2 separate regions of the Homo sapiens genome follow, and region 1 is linked to region 2. Evidence: read pairs that join two places in POLR2A ChIA-PET (ENCODE). Cell type or tissue: IMR-90. All regions are shown on one strand. Each heading gives the region's core, and the rest is flanking DNA. Links, peaks and the distances in the headings are about the cores only.

Region 1 (5,394 bases), core at 267-5,266, 130 kb after region 2:
TATATTAAAATAAGATATAAACAAAATTTTAAAGATAAAAGTATCACCAGAGATAAAGAGGGACATTCTATAATAATAAATTTGGCAATCCACTAGAAATACATAACAGTAATAAATGTTTATGTGCCTAATAACAGAACTTAAAAATACTGGAAACAAAAATTGCCATTTCTAAGTTATAATTAGAGATTTTAATGCCATTCTCCCAAAGATAAAAGAACAGCTAGACAAATTAAATCAGAAACACATAGCTCTTTACAAAATTATCAGCCATCTTGATCTACTCGATATTTATAGAATCCTACACCCAACATTTGAAAGAATACAAAAGATGCATTTTTTTCAAAAGCAATGTGGTATATTTGCCAAGATGGATAATATATTCAGCCATAAAACAAGTTTCAGTGAAGGATTCTAAAATAATGAAATCATACTTAGTATGCTCTTTGATCATGATGGGTTTAAATTTGAAACAAATAGAAACAAGATATCTAGGAAAACCCCAAACATTTGGAAATTAAACAACATCTCCTAAGTAACTAATGAGTTAAAGAAAAAAATTGCAAGAAGAAGTTAGGAAATATTTTGAACTGAGTGATAAAAATGCAACACACCAAAATTTGGGGGATGCAGCTAAAACAGTGATTGAGACAAATCTATAGGTAGATCTTTTTCTTTCTTCTTAGATCTTTTTCTTTTATGAAGAGGTATTAATTTATACATATGAGATGTATAAATTAAAGAAAAACAAAAATATCTAAAATCAATGATTGACATTTCAACCTTATGAAATTACAAAAAGAAGCACAAAAATTAAGCCCAAATAAGTAGAAGGGAGAAAATAATAAAGGTAGCAGAAATCAATGAAAGGAAAATTGGACAAGCAATAGAGACAGACAAAAACAAAAACTTGTTCTTTTAAAATGTTAATAAAATTCTTAAAACTCTAGCCAAAAGACACAAGTGCAAAATTACCAATATCAGAAAACGGGGCATCACTTCAGATTCTACAAACATTAAAAAGATCATAAGAGAATGCTACGTGTAGCTTTTGCCAACAAATTTGACAATTTAGATAAAATAGACAAATTTCTTAAGAAAAACAGATTACCAAATCAGAACCCCCCAAAATTAAGAACTTAAATATCCTTATATTAATTATAGAAACGCAGTTCATAATTAAGGAGCTTTGAACAGAGATAACTCCAGGCTCAGAGGTCTTCACCGGTGATTTTCATTAAATGTTTAAGAAATGAAATAGTTCAAAACAAACTCTTTCAGAAAACAAAGGAAGAGGGAATAATTAATTCGTTAAATGCAGCTAGCATTATCCTGATACTAAAACAAAAACATCACGAGAAATGACATTATGTTGATACACCAAATAAACATAAGTGGTAAATTCCCTATCAAAATTTTGGCAAATCAAATCCAGTAATACGTATAAAAAGGGCAACACATTAAACAAGTAGGGTTTAACAATGGAAAATAAATCAATGTATTTCACCACATTAACAGAGCAAAGACCAGAAAAATGATTATTTCAATTGACGTAGAAAAAAAAAGCATTTTATAAAAATTCAACACTCATTTATAATAGAAACTCTTAGCAAGGTAGCAAGGTAGGAATAAAAGGTGATTTTCTCCTAAATCTGATTTAAGAATACCTATGAATACTTAATGGATAACATTATGCTGAATATTGGAAGACAGAATACTTTCTCCTAAGATCAAAAATGAGGGAAAGATATCTACTTTTTACGGAGTTACTCAATATTTCACTGGAGTCTTCACCAATGTAATATACAAAAAAAGTAATAAAAAACATATAAACTGGAAAAGAAGTAAAATTCTATTTGTTTACATATAAAACGATTTTGTACATAGAAAATTTTAAAGAATCTACAAAAAGTTACTAGAACTAATAAGTGAATGCAAAATGGTAAGACACAAGGTCAATAAACAAAATTTATATTTCTGTAGACTAACAGTGAACAATTAGAAAACTTAAAAAAATTCCATTTATAATAGCATAAAAATACTTGGGGATTGTTACGGTCTGAATGTTTGTGTCCTCCTTCCCTGCCACAAATTTGTATGTTGAAACTTAATTTCCAATGCGACAGCGTTAAGAGGTGAGGCCTTGAGGAGGTGACTAGATCATGAGGGTGGAGCCCTTATGAATAGGACTAGTGTTCTTATAAAAGAGGCCCAAGAAAGCTTGTTTACCTCTTCCATTATGTAAGAATGCAGCAAGAAGTCACTGTCTACAAGGAACTAGACATTTCTGGCACCTTGATCTTGAACTTCCCAGCCTCCAGGAGTCTGAGAAATAAATTTCTGTGGTTTACAAGCTACTCAGTTTGTGGAATTTTGTGATAAGAGCCTAAATGGACTAAGACATGAATTTATCAAAAGATGGTAAGAACTTTACACTGAAAACCACAAAATCTTGCTGAGAAAAGCAAAAGCAGACATAAATATAGACATACATATTTGTGGATTAGAAGATTCAACATTGTTAAGACAGCAATTCTTCCTAAATTGATTTAAAGATTCAATGTTATACCAATAAAAATCCTAATAGGCTTGTTTGAAAAAATTAACAAGCTGCTTATGAAATTTACAAGGAGAACCAAAGGCAAAGAATAGCAATAATAATTTTTTAAATGAAGAACAAAGCTGGAGGACATAGCCGGGCATGGTGGCTTACGTCTGTAATCCCCACACTTTGAGAGGCCAAGGTAGGTGGATCATTTGAGGCCAGGAGTTTGAGACCAGCTTGGCCAACACGGTGAAACCCTGTCTCTATTAAAAATACAAAAATTAACCAAGTGTGGTGGCACACACCTGTAATCCCAGCTACTCAGGTGGCAGAGGCAGAAGAATTGCTTGAACCTGGAAGGCAGAGGCTGCAGTGAGCTGAGACTGTGCCACTGCACTCCAGTCTGGGGGACAGAGCGAGATTATCTCAAAAAAAAAAAAAAATCAAAATTAGAGGATATATATCTCCAAGTGGAAAAACATGAACTGTTTCTCCGCTGCTCACCCACCATAACAGTCAACACAGAAGACTTCTGTGGCCAAATATGTGATTTCTTCCCACCAACAAGCAAGCAATCAATTCTGCAGTGTACACCAGCTGGGTGTCCTCTAATTCAATTCAGTTCTAATACTACTTACCTGAAGGTAGCATCAGATCACACAGATTGAGAATTAGGTCCCTCAAGACTGAGTCCCATTTTCAATGCTAATCACACACCCCAGGTGTTTTACCTGTGCTTTTGACCCATCAAATAGAAATTGGAGTTCCCATCCTCCACCCCTTGGATTCAGTTAATTTTCTAGTGTGACTCAAAGAACTCAGGGAAATATTTGTTTATCAGTTTATTACAAAGGACATTACAAAGGATATAGATGAAGAGATGCATATGAAGTATGGAGGAGGGGGCATGGAGCTTCCATGCCCTCCCAGGAACCTCCACGTGTTCAGCTATCCAGAAGCTCTCTGAACACTGCCTTTTTGGGCTTTTACAGAGGTTTTATTACATAGGCATGATTGATTAAACTAAGCCATTGGTGATCAACTTAACTGTCAGCCCCTTTCTTTTCCCCAGAGGTTATGGGGTAGGCTGAAAGTCCCAATCCTATAATGATTTCTTGGTCTTTCTTGTAACCATCCCAATCCTATAATGATTTCTTGGTCTTGCCAGTGACCAGTCTCCATCTTGAAGCTACATAGGGGCTGTCAGTCATCAGTCAACTCATTAGTGTACAAAAGGACATCGCTTTGGAGATTCTAAAAATTTTAGGAGGAAATAGATCTGAAACCAAATAGATATTTCACATTATCACAATACGTAATTTCAGAAGTTATGATAAAACTACATTATTCAATACAGTGTGTTATTGGTATAAAGCTAGACAAATAGATGAATAGAACAGAATAGAAAATCTGGAAATAGACCCACACTTATATGATTGATTAGTTTGCAATAAAGGTGCCAAGTAATGCAGTGTGGGAGGGATAGTCTTTTACAAGTGCTGAAATAATTATACATCTCTATGGATTAATAAAAAATTAACCTTGACCCTTACCTCATACTGTAAGCAAAAAGTAACTCAAAATGAATCATAAACCTAAATAAAAAAAGCTAAGACAATAAAACTTATAGATAAAAACATAGGAGAAAGTCTTCGTGACATTCAGTTAATCAGAGTTTTCTTAAGGAGGACATGAAAAGCACTGATCGTAAGACAACATTGACAAAATGGACTTTTGCAAAATTAAAAGCCTATACTTTTAGAAAGATACAATGAAGAATGTAAAAAGGCAAGTTGTAGATGGAGAGAAAATATTTGCAAAGCATATGTCTGTCAAAGGGCTTGTGTCCAGGATCTATAAAAAAACTTACAATTCCATAGTAAGAAGGCAAGCACAATGAAAAATTTGGCAAAAAGATTTGAACAAACTCTTCACACAAGGAGACATACGGATGGCAAATAAGCATATGAAAACGTACTCAACATCTCTAGTCAACAGGGAAATGCAAATTAAAACCACAGCAAGATCCTACTACACACTCACTAGAATGACTAAGGTTAAAAAGACTGCTAGTATCAAGCGCTGGTGAGGAATGTGGAGTAACCCATACAGTTTAGTGGAAATGCAAAATGTTAACAGTCTTTTCTAGAAAGCTGACAACCCCAAATATTGGCAAACATTTAGGAGGGAACTACACCTCTCATTCATTGCTGGTGGAAGTATATAATGATACAGTCACTTTGGAGAACTGTTTGTTAGTTTTTAATAAAACTAAACATGTCAGGACTCAGCAATTCTACTCCTATGTATTTACCAAGAGAAACAAAAATATAGATCTACAAGAAGACTCGTACAAGAACATTTATAATCCTAAGCTGGGGAAAAAAGCCCAGATGTCCATTAACAGGAGAAGGGATAAACAGTGACATTCATACAAAAGAATATTGCGTGCCTGTATCAAAACATCTCATGTACCCCATAAATATATACATCTACTAGGTACCCCCAGAATTTTTTTAAATAAAAAAGGAAAAAAAAAAGAATACTACCCAGCCACAAAAAAATGAAGAACTACTCATACATACATATGGATGAATCTCACAGACTAATGCTGTATGAAGGTGAACACATGATTTCATTTACTGTATATGAAGTTTAAGAAAAGGCACCGTTAATATATTGTTATATAAATCAGAACAGTTGTTGTCTATGAAGGAACTCACCGGAAAAGGGTGCAAGGAAACTTTTTTGAAGCCATTGAACTATTCTGTCATGACAAGGCTGTTGGTTACATTGGTATATACATTTGTCAAAACTCATCAAACTGTACACTTAAGATATGTGTATAA
Region 2 (5,394 bases), core at 313-5,312:
CGGGTGGATCACTTGAGGTCAGTAGTTCGAGACCAGCCTGATCAACATGGTGAAACCCCGTCTCTACTAAAAATACAAAAATTAGCCAGGCATGATGGCGGGTACTTGTAATCCCAGCTACTTGGTAGGCTGAGGTAGGAGAATCGCTTGAACCTGGGAGGCGGAGGTTGCAGTGAGCCGAGATTGCGCCATTGCACTCCAGTCTGGGCAAAAAGAGCGAAACTCTGTCTCAATAAAAATAAACTTGTAAAACAAATAAAGCCCTCTAATGGTTTCACATCATACTCAGAACAAATTCCAAACTCCTGCATGATCAGGCCCCTGTCAGTTTCTCTGAATTCATCTCTTACCTCCCCTGTCCAGCTCACTCAACTCTAGTCACACTGGACTTGCTGTTGTTCCCTAATCACAGAAGTTCTCTTCTATATTATGTTCTTTTTCTATATTATTTCCCCTGAGTAACATACTTTTCCTTTAGATTCTTGACCATCCTTGCTTCCTCATTTTCTTCTCACTGAACATCTCCTCTTTTGAGGGGCCATTTCTCACTATCCTGTTTATAAAAGAGCAGACCCTGTCTCCATCACCTTACCCTGATTAACTTCTTCATAGCATTTACCACTGTCTATCATTGTATATTTGTCATTGCTTGTCTACCTGGCCAGAACGTAGGCTGTAAGAGAGAGGATGTTGTCTCCTATCCCCAGCACCTAGAAAAGTGCCAGGCACTTAACAAGCCTTCAATCAATATTTGTTGAAGGAAACAAAGAACGTGAAGAATAAAAGAGACAAACATCTGTGAGACACCTGTTACCTCTTGCCTCCATCCAGATCTGGAGCCTTCTCAGATCTGATAGGTTAATCCTCCCAGCAGAGAAAACATTGCATATTCACCTGTTCAGCTAAAACAGAAATAAGCCACATTCAAATGCTAAAGAGGTAAAACAAACAAACAAACAAAAAAACGCACTTATTGCATATGGTCTCTAAAGCTCACTTTAAAATATATTTTTAACATTTTTCATTCTAAAGGCGATCTTCAGAATGCGGGTTCATCAGTTGGAAGGAAATTTGTACAATTAGATTTTCTCTAATTGATTATTTTCCTCACTGCTGCTTTTAGCCTCATATGTGATATCCTCAAAGGTGATTTTCTTCGAGCTCCTGCCAACATCCCCATATTTGTTTGCTAGGGCTACTGTAACAACAACAAAAAAGTATCACAGATTGGGTGGTTTAAACAAGAAAAATGTATTGATTCACACTTCTGGAGGCTAGGAATCTGAGATCAAGGTGTCAGCTGGGTTGGTTCCTTCGGAGGCTGTAAGGGAGAATCTGTTCCAAGCCGCTCCTAACTTCTGGTAGTTGCCGATGCATCCCCCGATCTCTGCCTTTACCTTCCCATGGCATTCTCCTTATCTGCTGGTCTGTGTTTGCATCCCAATTTCCCCTTTTTATAAGGATACCAGTCATATCGGATTAGAATCCACTCAATTGACCTCATCTTAACTTGTTTAAATCTACAAAGACTCTATTTCCAAATAAGGCCACATTCTAAGGAATGAGGGGTTAGGACTTCAACACATATTTTTGGTGAGGGGGGCACAATTCAGCTTATAACAATCTTTATCTATGCCTAGCCAATAATCACACTGAATGACAGGCAACGGCTCTCAGAACCATGGTCCACAGTATGTGTCATCCTGGCAATATATCTAGTAACCCAGTGAGGTCGATCATGTCAACCTCCAAAGAGAGGAGGCTGAGATGTCTATAAATATGGCCTCTATGTTCAAATGGCTGCTACAAGTGTGGAATGTTTGATATGGTTTGGGTCTGTGTCCCACCCAAATCTCATGTCAAATTGTAATCCCCAGTGTTGGAGGTGGGGCTTGGTGGGAGGTGATTGAATCATGGGAGCAGATTTCTCCTTTTGATGCTGTTCTTATGATAGAGTTCTCATGAGATCTGGTTGTTTAAGAGTGTGTGGCACCTCCCCCCTGCTCTCTCTTCCTTTTGCTCCAGCCATATGAAGTGCTGACTCCCCGTTTGCTTTCCACCATGATTGTAAGTTTCCTGAGGCCTCCCCAGAAGCCAACCAGATGCTGCCATGCTTCCTGTACAGCTTATGGAAACATGAGCCAATTAAACCTCTTTTCTTTATAAATTACCCAGTCTCAGGCATTTCTTTATAGCAAAGTCAGAATGGATTAATACAGTATTATTGAAATAAAAGTTCAAGTGCACTGGGATTATTTGGCCAATACATGTGTAAGCTATTGTCCCTTTATCCACCATGTGAGTTCCATTCCATTACCCAGTGTGACCTAAAAGCAAGAGCAAGAGTGAAAGTAAAGGAGAAAAAGAGTTCTAACAAATCTTAGCTTGATGTGCAAATGTTATAACCTTGATCTCTTTTCAAAACTTGTACCACCAGGTGACTGTTGATCATAAGTATGCATAGAGAGCTTACTAGTAATAACATGCACAGCATTCAAAGGATTCTTTGTATTGTTTCTTTGGATTCTATACTTGATCAGTTGCTCATCACTTATCTCTCTGCCTAAGGCATAGTAAATTGTCAGCGTCCATCCAAATGACTCAACTAATAACAAGCATCATGCTGGGCACAGTGAGATGACTCAGAGATGAAGCTGAGGATCAATCATGCTGTTCCCAAGGTCTGTGCTGGATAAATCAGCATTGGAAACCTAGATGCTGAGTATACCAGAGGTTTGATGAAAAATTATTTTAAACTTGCTGTATATTTGAAAATTTCTATAATAAAATGTTAAGAAAAAAAATCACATAAATCAGCTCCATGGGTTACTGATTTAGAATAAACAAACATGGTCTGTTAGTATTCATTCATCATAGAATATGATAAATGTTTAACTGTCCAGTTTTAACTGTCTTGATGATGTCTGGGTAAACAAAGCATCATCACTTCGTGGTTTGATATCTGTTACCTTATTTTTTTATTTTTTAAGACAAGGTCTCACTCTGTTGCCCAGGCTGGAGTGCAGTGGTGAGATCTTGGCTCACTGCAATCTCCACCTCCCAGGCTCAAGCAACCCTTGCAGGTATGGGCCACCATGCCCAGCTAATTTTTTTTTTTTTGCATTTTTTATAGAAACAAGGTTTCGCCATGTTGCCCAGGCTGGTCTCCAACTCCTGAACTCAAGCGATCCACCCTCCTCAGCCTCCCAAAGTGTTGGCACTACAGGCGTGAGCCACCACCTTGGCCTGTTCCCTTCTTTGAAATTATTGGGATGCAGGAAGAAGGCTTTTTGTTTTGTTTTATTTTGTTTGTTTAATTAATAGCTGCTAGATCCTACCAATCTATACATTTTTAAAAAACTAGCCTATCACTATTTTTAAATCCCCTCCTTTTATTTGTGCCCTGGTATGATGATAAGTTTGATAGCAAGGGTACCATAATATGGCACATAATAGTGCATTACTGCTCTGTGAGCTATCTTTTCCTCAGTCCTAAAGCAGAGTGGCTACGCAAGTAGTCTCTGGAGTCAGATTGCCTGGCTTATTAGAATTGCAGCTCAGTAGGACCTTGGGCAAATTGCTTAAGCTTTTCATGCCTTATTTCAAGTCCCTGCATCATATGACTGTTAGTGCCCAGAATAAAATGTAATCGGTTTAGCTGTCTCGCTCTAGAATCTTTATTTTATCAACCAACTGTCCTTCTCTCACTCTCCCTTTCTCTCACATCTCTATCTGTAGATCAACTCTTTCTTTATTTCTTGATCTTCCAAACCTCTTTCCCTCAGATCCACTTGTCAGGGACGTGCTGAGGGAAACAGGCTTCCTCCTGTCCTGCTAGTGACCCCTGAGTGGCTTTCATGGACCCCATTTTATTCCCTCTTCATTAGGAAAAAACAGCTTTTTTGGTTTCTGGAGCACCCTTAACATCCTGTTTAGGTCTCTCGACTTCACAAGTAACTTCTTTCTTTATCACCATGAGCTTTTCTTTACCTCCTGATCTTTTCTACAGTCAGGTCCCGGACTTCTGCAGTTCCTGGTCTATAGAGTCCCTTCAGATGTCAGATGAAACATTTAGTCAAATCTCTAACTTGACAAGCAATCAATGCACGAACATTTGTATTAGTGTCCATACGTTCAAGCCATCAGAAAGTGCACTCTACTTGGCTCCACAAAAGCAACACTTCAAGGCAACCATGATAATAATTAAAAAAAAAAACTTCATTAAACTACTGTATATGTAGACATGGGTTTTTAAATGCAAATTACAAAAAGTCTAACAATGTGTTTGTGACTCATATGTCAGTTAATGAAACAGTTAAAGGAAAACTCTAATGATACTGCATATTGTTATAATTTCTTATCTAATAGCCAAAGGAGGCAGACATGGAACACTTGACTGGGGGATTGATGGGGAGATGGACAACACAGAAAGGAACTTATAGTAATGAAGGAAGGGGCTTGTAGGCATTCCTCGGTTGAAGATAATGGTTTTCCTACTGTTTCCCTTAGAGACTTAAGCTGGGCTATGATGCCTCAGAAATGTATTATTATTATTGTTATTATTATTTTAGTAGAGATGGGGTTTCACCAAGTTGGTCAGGCTGGTCTCAAACTACTGACCTCAGGTGATCTATCCACCTTTGCCTCCCAAAGTGCTGGGATTATAGGCATGAGCCGCCGCACCTGGCCATATTATTAATATTAATAATAAAGTCCTGACAAAGAATTCTATTCATTTTTAGGAAATCATTTACAGAGGTAACTGATATTGTAGTCGTTGACCTTGTGCTCAAAATGCCCAATGTTCCTTTATGGATTTCTAAAACAGGAATCTGAGGACTGTCTACTCCATCAAGGATACCTGGGGTATACCTCTAAAACGCAGCTTCAAATTCAACAGGTGATTCTGATGCACCCTAGAGTTAGAGAGTCAATGCCTTTTGGATTTTGGGCCTGAATAGGGCCTATTGCCTATGTGAGAGTGCCATTCAGTAAAGTTGGAGTTGCTCAAGAAAATACAGTAGTCCCTTGGTATCAGTGAGGAAATTGGTTCTAGGGCCTCCTCCCAAACCAAAATCTGCAGATGCTCAAGTCCCTTATATAAAATGGCATAGTATTTGCATATAACATACACCATCCTCCAATACACTTTAAATAGTCTCTAGATTATACCTAATATAATGTAAATGCTATGTAAATAGTTTTCATATTTTTTATTTGTATTTTTTGTTGTATTGTTACTTTTTATTGTTGTTATTGTTTTTAAAATAGTTTTGATCTTTAGTTGGTTGAATCTTTGGATGCAAAACTTCTGGATACAGAGGGCTGACTATACTATTACAATGAGATGTTACACTTACATCAATAATGTTACTTAAACTTTTAGTTGTCTTA

Evidence for each region. ChIA-PET counts read pairs that join two places held together with the same protein. Peaks named below come from ENCODE experiments on the same cell type or tissue, not always from the same donor. Only the 100,000 strongest peaks of a DNase experiment are listed, where the experiment ranks them.
Region 1: POLR2A ChIA-PET joins it to region 2 with 8 read pairs; 1 of 35 experiments calls an interaction of 5 or more read pairs at or near these places.

Annotation. Positions count from the first base shown.
Region 1 is chr6:134,489,394-134,494,787 of GRCh38, forward strand. The region is part of intron 2 of LINC01010 (long intergenic non-protein coding RNA 1010); the gene reads left to right. Among named protein-coding and RNA genes, the nearest start is that of CT69, 13 kb to the left of the region's middle. In IMR-90, for the core only: no CTCF peak of the experiment used is centred there; a DNase peak (open chromatin) is centred at 2,338.
Region 2 is chr6:134,360,941-134,366,334 of GRCh38, forward strand. No RefSeq gene overlaps it. Among named protein-coding and RNA genes, the nearest start is that of SGK1, 46 kb to the left of the region's middle. In IMR-90, for the core only: no CTCF peak of the experiment used is centred there; a DNase peak (open chromatin) is centred at 2,621.